Linked DNA regions of Homo sapiens: region 2 is linked to region 1. A link is a contact called in ENCODE Hi-C or POLR2A ChIA-PET data. All regions are on one chromosome and are shown on one strand. Each heading gives the region's core, a stretch centred on a gene start or an enhancer-like site at or near the end of the contact. The rest is flanking DNA. Distances are from core to core; before and after follow the strand shown.

Region 1 (3,182 bases), core at 415-2,914:
TTGTAAAATAGGAAGCAATTCTAGCAGTGACCTTATAGCGTTGCTTGAGGATTAAAATAGCTAATACATGTAAAATGCTTAGAACAGAGGACACACTTACAGAAGGTGTTCTATAACTATTAGCACTTAGCCACCATTTACAAGGAGAACATGCTCACACTAGGATATATTTGAAGCTTGCTTTATATGTAGAAAATCTCATTCCTTATTTGGTATTCAATTAATGTTATTAATATCAATTTTTTCGATCTTTAATATGAATAAAAATCAGCTGGGGATCTTGTTAAAATGCAGAGTCTGATTTAGTAGGTCTGGGTTGGGGCCTAAGATTCTGCATTTCTAACAATCTCCCAGGGGATGGGATGCAGCTGGTCCATGGACCACAATTTGGATGGCAAGGATTTAAATAACTCATCTCACGCTAACCTTCTATTAATATTTACTTCTGAATATCTCTTCCCGTCATTCTAGGAAGGCTGTGAAGTACTTTACTATCTATCTGATCTAAGGCAATTTTAACAGATGGCTGCATGGTTAGAAGCGTATTTGGTGACAGTCCGAAAGACCTCTTCTCAACATGGAGTAGGATGCAGCGGGGAGAGAAGCAGGGTGACAAGCTTCCAGGAGAGCCTTCCAATCTCCCTGAGTTAGTTTTGTACTGAGTAGCTCTATTATTCTATTTAGAGCTAATTCTTAGACCATTAGATATCAGTTTATTCTATTGTAAACACAAACATTTATACAATTTCTCATTAAAAACAAGTGAAATATGAATTAATTTTATTGGATTATGCATGCTCTCTTCTGTAACTTTTGACAAAGGCTGTGTATTAAGTATCAGAGAATAAAAGATGCTTTTCAAACATAAAATGCAATGAAAAGGAAATGGCAAAAATACTTCCATAATTCATGGTATTTAAATTCATCCCTGATTTTCAGAAGATATCTTTCTGAATATATGATTTCTGAAAAAATCATAAGTAATATTTATTAAGAACTTTTAGCCTTTAGAAACATGCTTTTATACCTACTGCCATTTTAACATTGTGAGCCATTTTAATCTAATTTTGCTTTCCTAGAAGTTGCCTACAAAAAATAATAAAGTAAACAGAAAAGACAAGAACGGTGCCAGAAAACAGGATCATGTGCTACAAATATCTAAAGTAAAGTAAATAAGCTTACAATCTGGAATAAATATACTGGAAATTGAAATAAAACCTTTAATTAGGACCAACTTCACATAGGTGTAACCAGAGGAAGAATAAAACCTCACTTGCAGAGTTACAAACCTCATTATTTGCAAAAGTCCTATAACTGCAGTTTAAAATAATTATATGCATATGGTATGTCTTCTTAGCCCTGTAAAAATTCAAAAGGTATAAAAGGTGTCTCCTAGAAGTGCTTATGTATGGGAGTCTAATTAAATGGCATTTGTGGAGAAATGCTCCCATCTTTTGGGCTTTTATGCTGTCATTTCTGTGTTGTGTTTTTATAATTAGGCAACCTGACCAATCATTTGGAAACCCATGTAGTTCTCTCCTCCACCAGGACAATAAACACAGATGTTACTCTACTTAACAAGGGTTTTCCCCCTCCCCACTTACACGTGATAAGACCAACTGATGAAACCAGCCAGCCAGCACCAGGGCCTCCAGCTGAGTTTCTCATAGCAATGCTGGCTGGGCAAAACCATCTGCGTGCTCTCCCTTGCTGTTCCTGGCACCAAGGGTAGGCATCTGCACAATGGCTGGCCCAGATAGAAGGGCCTGAGCCAAGACTGTTTTTCTTATGACAAAGCTAATTGATCCGTGTGAAGATGAAATGTACACACTTGCACAACTTATTCTCTGGGCTAACTGACCTCTATAATGTCCCAATAGAGACAGACAAAAAACCGTACCCTGCAGCAAATCCAAGCTGAGGATCAAGTACAGTTTAAGAACTACTTTAAGTAACAACTGGTAAAAGCAAGTAAGTTTTGGAACAGCCTTGATATTTCTTTCTTTTTTTTTTTTTTTTAACATAAACATTACCACTTCTGAGACTTCTGGAAAGAAAAAAAGGTGAGAAGGAAATAATTCTCTAAATTGCCTGGTTTATTCATATGCCTATCATACTTTTGTTAGTTCATCCCTTAAGTTATACCCCATCTCTCACTAAATACCAACAATTCCTATTAGCTTTTTAAATAAGTGGTTGGTAAATGCTGCTGAGAAATGAAGCAACTTTTCAGGCTCTAGAGGACGCCAGAGCAAAGCCTAAGACATCTCAATACTTGCACAACACACAAAACCCTCAACAGCATTCATTTATTCCTAAACGTTTACTGAGTGCCAGACACAATATCTGGCACAGAAGATACAGTGACAAGCGCCTGCAAGAGCCTTATAAGTAAACACAAGTAGTTCTCTGACATTCAAAACGGGAAACATTTGCAGATTACGTAGGACACCCTCCATCTCAAGATGCTGCTGCTTTAGGTTTGGGGAGGGGCTCTGAAATCTGCAGCTTAACTAGGGCCCCAGCTACTTATTACAAGTGCTGAAAGCTCCTAGCAGAGAAGGCTCCATGGGACACAAGGTGCTTGGGCTGAGACTGGAAGGGACTCTATTTTGTGGCTACATCAATCACTCTGGTCAGAAGAGACAGTGAAGGGAAACAACACAGAAGTATGAGAAAGCATGCTTGGTTTAAGGGAAGTGAAACAGCTATGCATTCCTGAGGGGCTGGGGAGGAGTAAGAGGGAGGACTAATGATAAGGCTGAACAGGGTGAGACTGTAAAGGGCCCTACAGGGCATACCTTAAAATTGAGGGATTTATCCTAGGGAGAAGGGCTCCTGCAGAATTCTGATGAGGAGTCAAAGCATATGAGTCAGACATACACGATGCACACGTTGGTGTCGTGAAATACTTTGGGTATATGTTGACCATTAATAAAATGGATTAACTCTAAAATTTCTAATTAACATGGGTTTGTTACTTGAGAACAAGAAAATTATGTAGAGTGTAACCTTTCTATATTCTCATTCCTCCAACTCGCCAAATCCAGAAGCTGCATGTCATGAACTGTATAGAGTCAGTTCCGTTATAATGCTTGTTTTGAAAATGTGAACTTGTTTCAATGAGATCAATGTATTAGGGAATAATTGAGCATAACCCGAAGTTCACATTTGCTTACACA
Region 2 (3,182 bases), core at 234-2,733, 930 kb before region 1:
CCTAGGAATTATATCTCAAACAAGATAATGCAGAATTCTGTGTATAAGCCAGCACGAAATACCATACAATTGTTCCCTTCAAAGTAAGTCTAGCAGCTCTAAACAATTTTAATTACATATTAAATAGAAGAGAAATATAAAAAATTGTCCACTAAAATAATCTATATACTTTCTATTTAATAAATAATAATTTTCACTAAAGCTAGATTTATCTCTAAAGCTAAAATAAATTACGTAATCTGAACTTTAAACGTTTTAATTTACTATTCGGCTGTTTATCAATGGTGTTTAAAACCTGCCTAAAAAAATACCGCACTTTACCTAGCACAATGAAACATTCTCCTGCACTCATCACTGACAAGCTGATCTAAGTCCTTGCCACTGACTTACAATACCCTTCCCCCGTTTTAAAATTATATCCCTTACTTTGTCATAAATCACTTTTATAATGAGAGAGCAGCTAGGACACGTTGCCACGTCTTCCCCATTCTCCAAATCTTCCTACAACGAAATCAAATACCATGTGGTCAGGATAGCTTCTCTTCGCCATCTCCTCCCCCAAACCTATCCCACCCCTAGATGCAAGTCTCTTGGTGGCTTGCCTTCCCCCCAAGGTGGGTGAGAACCCCAGGGCCTTCAGCGAGAAATGCCGACATCATTTTCCCCTAGAAGCGTCACTTAGGGGAAACACCTAGGAAGGTCAGGCGAGCTTCGGTCGCCCCAAAAGCCCTGGGAAACAAAAAACGAGTCCCCTCCTCGACAGAAATATCCCAGGTTGGGACCCTAAGGCAGGGATCGGGCAGAGAGACAGAGGCTCTCCGCCACCCTCTCCCTGACCTAATCTAAGGCCAGAACTGCGTGCCTACCGAGAGAGCTCAGGGCATTAGTTGGGGTGGGGGGACGCGGGAGGAGGAAGATTCAGCAACGGGAAAGAGGGCGTGGGTGACACAGCGCAGCAAAGGCTACCCAATGATGGAAGGAACGGGCGGAACCAAACTGCGCTTGCTTGGGTGAACCGCCGGGCGGGACCCTGAAGTTACCTTGGTGATGGAGAAGTTATCTCCACATGGGCAGGGATAGAAATACGTCTCCGAGTCCTCGTCATATTGGAAGTCCTCGATTTCCACCTCGTCATGAAACACTGCCATGGTCAGCGGGGGTGGCCGAAGGGGTAACGCCCCAGCAGTCCGAGGCCAGCTCCGAGGGTTTAACTTCGCCGGAACCGGCCTGGGCTCGGCATCATCAGGTCGCGCCGGGCAAGGACTAGCCCTTCCGGCGCATAGGCAATGACGCAACTCCGCCCTGCGCGGCCAAATGGATAACCGGTAGCGGTCACCATGGAGATGGCTGAACTAGGGGCGGAGACACTGGGAAGACTGAAAGCTTGCTCAGCGGGGTCGCGCACCGCTCCTCCTATTGGGCGGCAGCGACCAATAGAATGTGGGGCTCGCCCGCGCTGCTACGTCACGTCTGGGACCGCGGAGTATTCCAGGCGCCTGCAACTAAACGTGGCCGGGTCTGCAAGCTAGGTGCCAGCGGGGAAAGTTTCCCTGCTTCTTATCGTCTGCTTTAACGCCTTAAATAGCCCGCTGAAGGCTGCAGCAGGTGCTAGGTAGCAGCCTCCCGGCCCTCGGGAAAGGCGGGGTGGGGAGGCGAGAGCAGCTTAGCCTCCTCGACCTCCCTTCCTGGTGACGGACGAACAGTTCCCGTAGAATTTCGCTTCACCGAGTGACCTTGAGCCCAGGGCGACGGTCAGCTTGTTAATTCCTGGCTGCAGGTACATTCCGCTTCTTCCTCACCCCAGACGCCTTAAAATACCCTAAATTGTGTTGCTGAAAGGACCAAGCCCTGGAAGGCAGGGATTGAGTTCTAGTCTTCTGTTTGCCAGGCTTATAACATTATTAACGACGATGATTTTTAGTAATAGTAATAACATCACCTTTTATTATTGGGAAGTTATGTGCCAGCTATTGCACTAAGTGGAATTGTCAACTCTAGGAGTTTACATGTTATTCCATTTTATTAATCTTTAAACTGAGGTACAGAGAGTTGGGCATCTTGACTAAAATCATACACCTGGGAAATAATGAAGAGCTTGTCTGTCTCCAAAGCCCAGGAACAAATTACTTATGTGAGTACCAGTTTTTTCGTTGTGAAAGAAATGGTGTCAGTAGGCAGGTTTATCAGTGTGAGGCCTATGTATGCCTTGAAGCGAAATGCAGATAAAAGGCATTTTTGTCTTGAAAGCAGTGCTAGTGCCTGTTTTGGTAAAACCGATTACATTGGGTCTTACTTAATTACTAGGCATTTTAATATCTTAGTAGAGAAGAAATGCATTGTAGTGAAAAAGCACTTTCGAGAGAAGATCTGGGATCGGAATCTTGAGTTGTTGATTACCTCTGGCAACTGGATATTTACATTCTTTGGGCCTTATTTCCTCTTCTAAGAAAGGATTGGAGTAGAGATGATATAAGATCCTTTTTAGATGTAATGTTCCACTTTTGCACGGAAATTATGAGCTTTACTTGGTTCAGCAATGATATATAACATTTAGTTTACATTTACGTAACACATATACATAATATATCCCTGTGCACTTTTGAAGAAAACATTACAATGACTACTAAACTTTACATTTATTCCTAAAAGGGCGGATCACGAGGTCAGGAATACGAGACCAGCCTGACCAACATGATGAAGCCCCGTCTTTACTAAAAAATACACAAATTAGCCAGGTGTGGTGGTGTGCCTGTAATCCCAGCCACTCAGGAGGCTGAGGCAGGAGAATCTCTTGAACCTGGAAGGCAGAGATTGCAGTGAGCTGAGATCACGCCACTGCACTCCAGCCTGGGCGACAGAGCTAGACGCTGTCTCAAAAAAAAAAAAAAAAAAAAAAAAGAAGTAGGTCATAATTGTATAATGCAAACTATATTTGATGAGTGCTGTTGTATATCAGGCCAGAAGGAGTTGTTTATTGGCAATACCAAACCTCCACCTCTCTAGGTTGTTTGACAAGGAAGAGAAGGGGTCAATGTATTAGGATTGATTTTAGTAACACTGTTGCTTGCCAGGTACTTTGGTAGACATTTTATTTATTCCTCTCAGTAATCCAGTGAGGTGGCGTGGGTAATGTTAAAATGGCAAGAGGAGACTTGCTGAAGATTAGAAAGCAGGAAGGAGTC

What was found. Hi-C counts contacts between places; a loop is a spot of excess contacts on that map. ChIA-PET counts read pairs that join two places held with the same protein, here RNA polymerase II (POLR2A). Pooled maps may share reads with other maps.
Region 2: a loop to region 1 is called in a pooled map, with 4 times the contacts of the local background. The contact joins the promoter of OXNAD1 here to the enhancer-like site in region 1. A Hi-C loop is called at or near these places in 3 of 37 single-sample maps with no recorded cell type and 3 of 50 pooled maps. POLR2A ChIA-PET finds 5 or more read pairs at or near these places in 3 of 52 experiments (MCF 10A, OCI-LY7 and WTC11).

The regions. Positions count from the first base shown.
Region 1 is chr3:17,193,752-17,196,933 of GRCh38, forward strand. The region is part of intron 19 of TBC1D5 (TBC1 domain family member 5); the gene reads right to left. Among named protein-coding and RNA genes, the nearest start is that of PLCL2-AS1, 140 kb to the left of the region's middle. RefSeq lists an enhancer at 2,507-2,616 and a silencer at 2,797-2,846. Within about 2 kb of position 1,665, at least 5 of the 41 ENCODE cell types and tissues checked have a DNase peak (open chromatin) inside an H3K27ac peak, as active enhancers do; they include OCI-LY7, where a contact is called at or near this core.
Region 2 is chr3:16,263,729-16,266,910 of GRCh38, forward strand. It overlaps OXNAD1 (oxidoreductase NAD binding domain containing 1), which reads left to right and starts at 1,484. Exons shown (of 9, transcript NM_138381.5): 1 at 1,484-1,777. It overlaps DPH3 (diphthamide biosynthesis 3), which reads right to left and starts at 1,215. Exons shown (of 3, transcript NM_206831.3): 1 at 1,041-1,215; 2 at 427-501. The coding sequence starts at 1,148. RefSeq lists an enhancer at 1,047-1,356.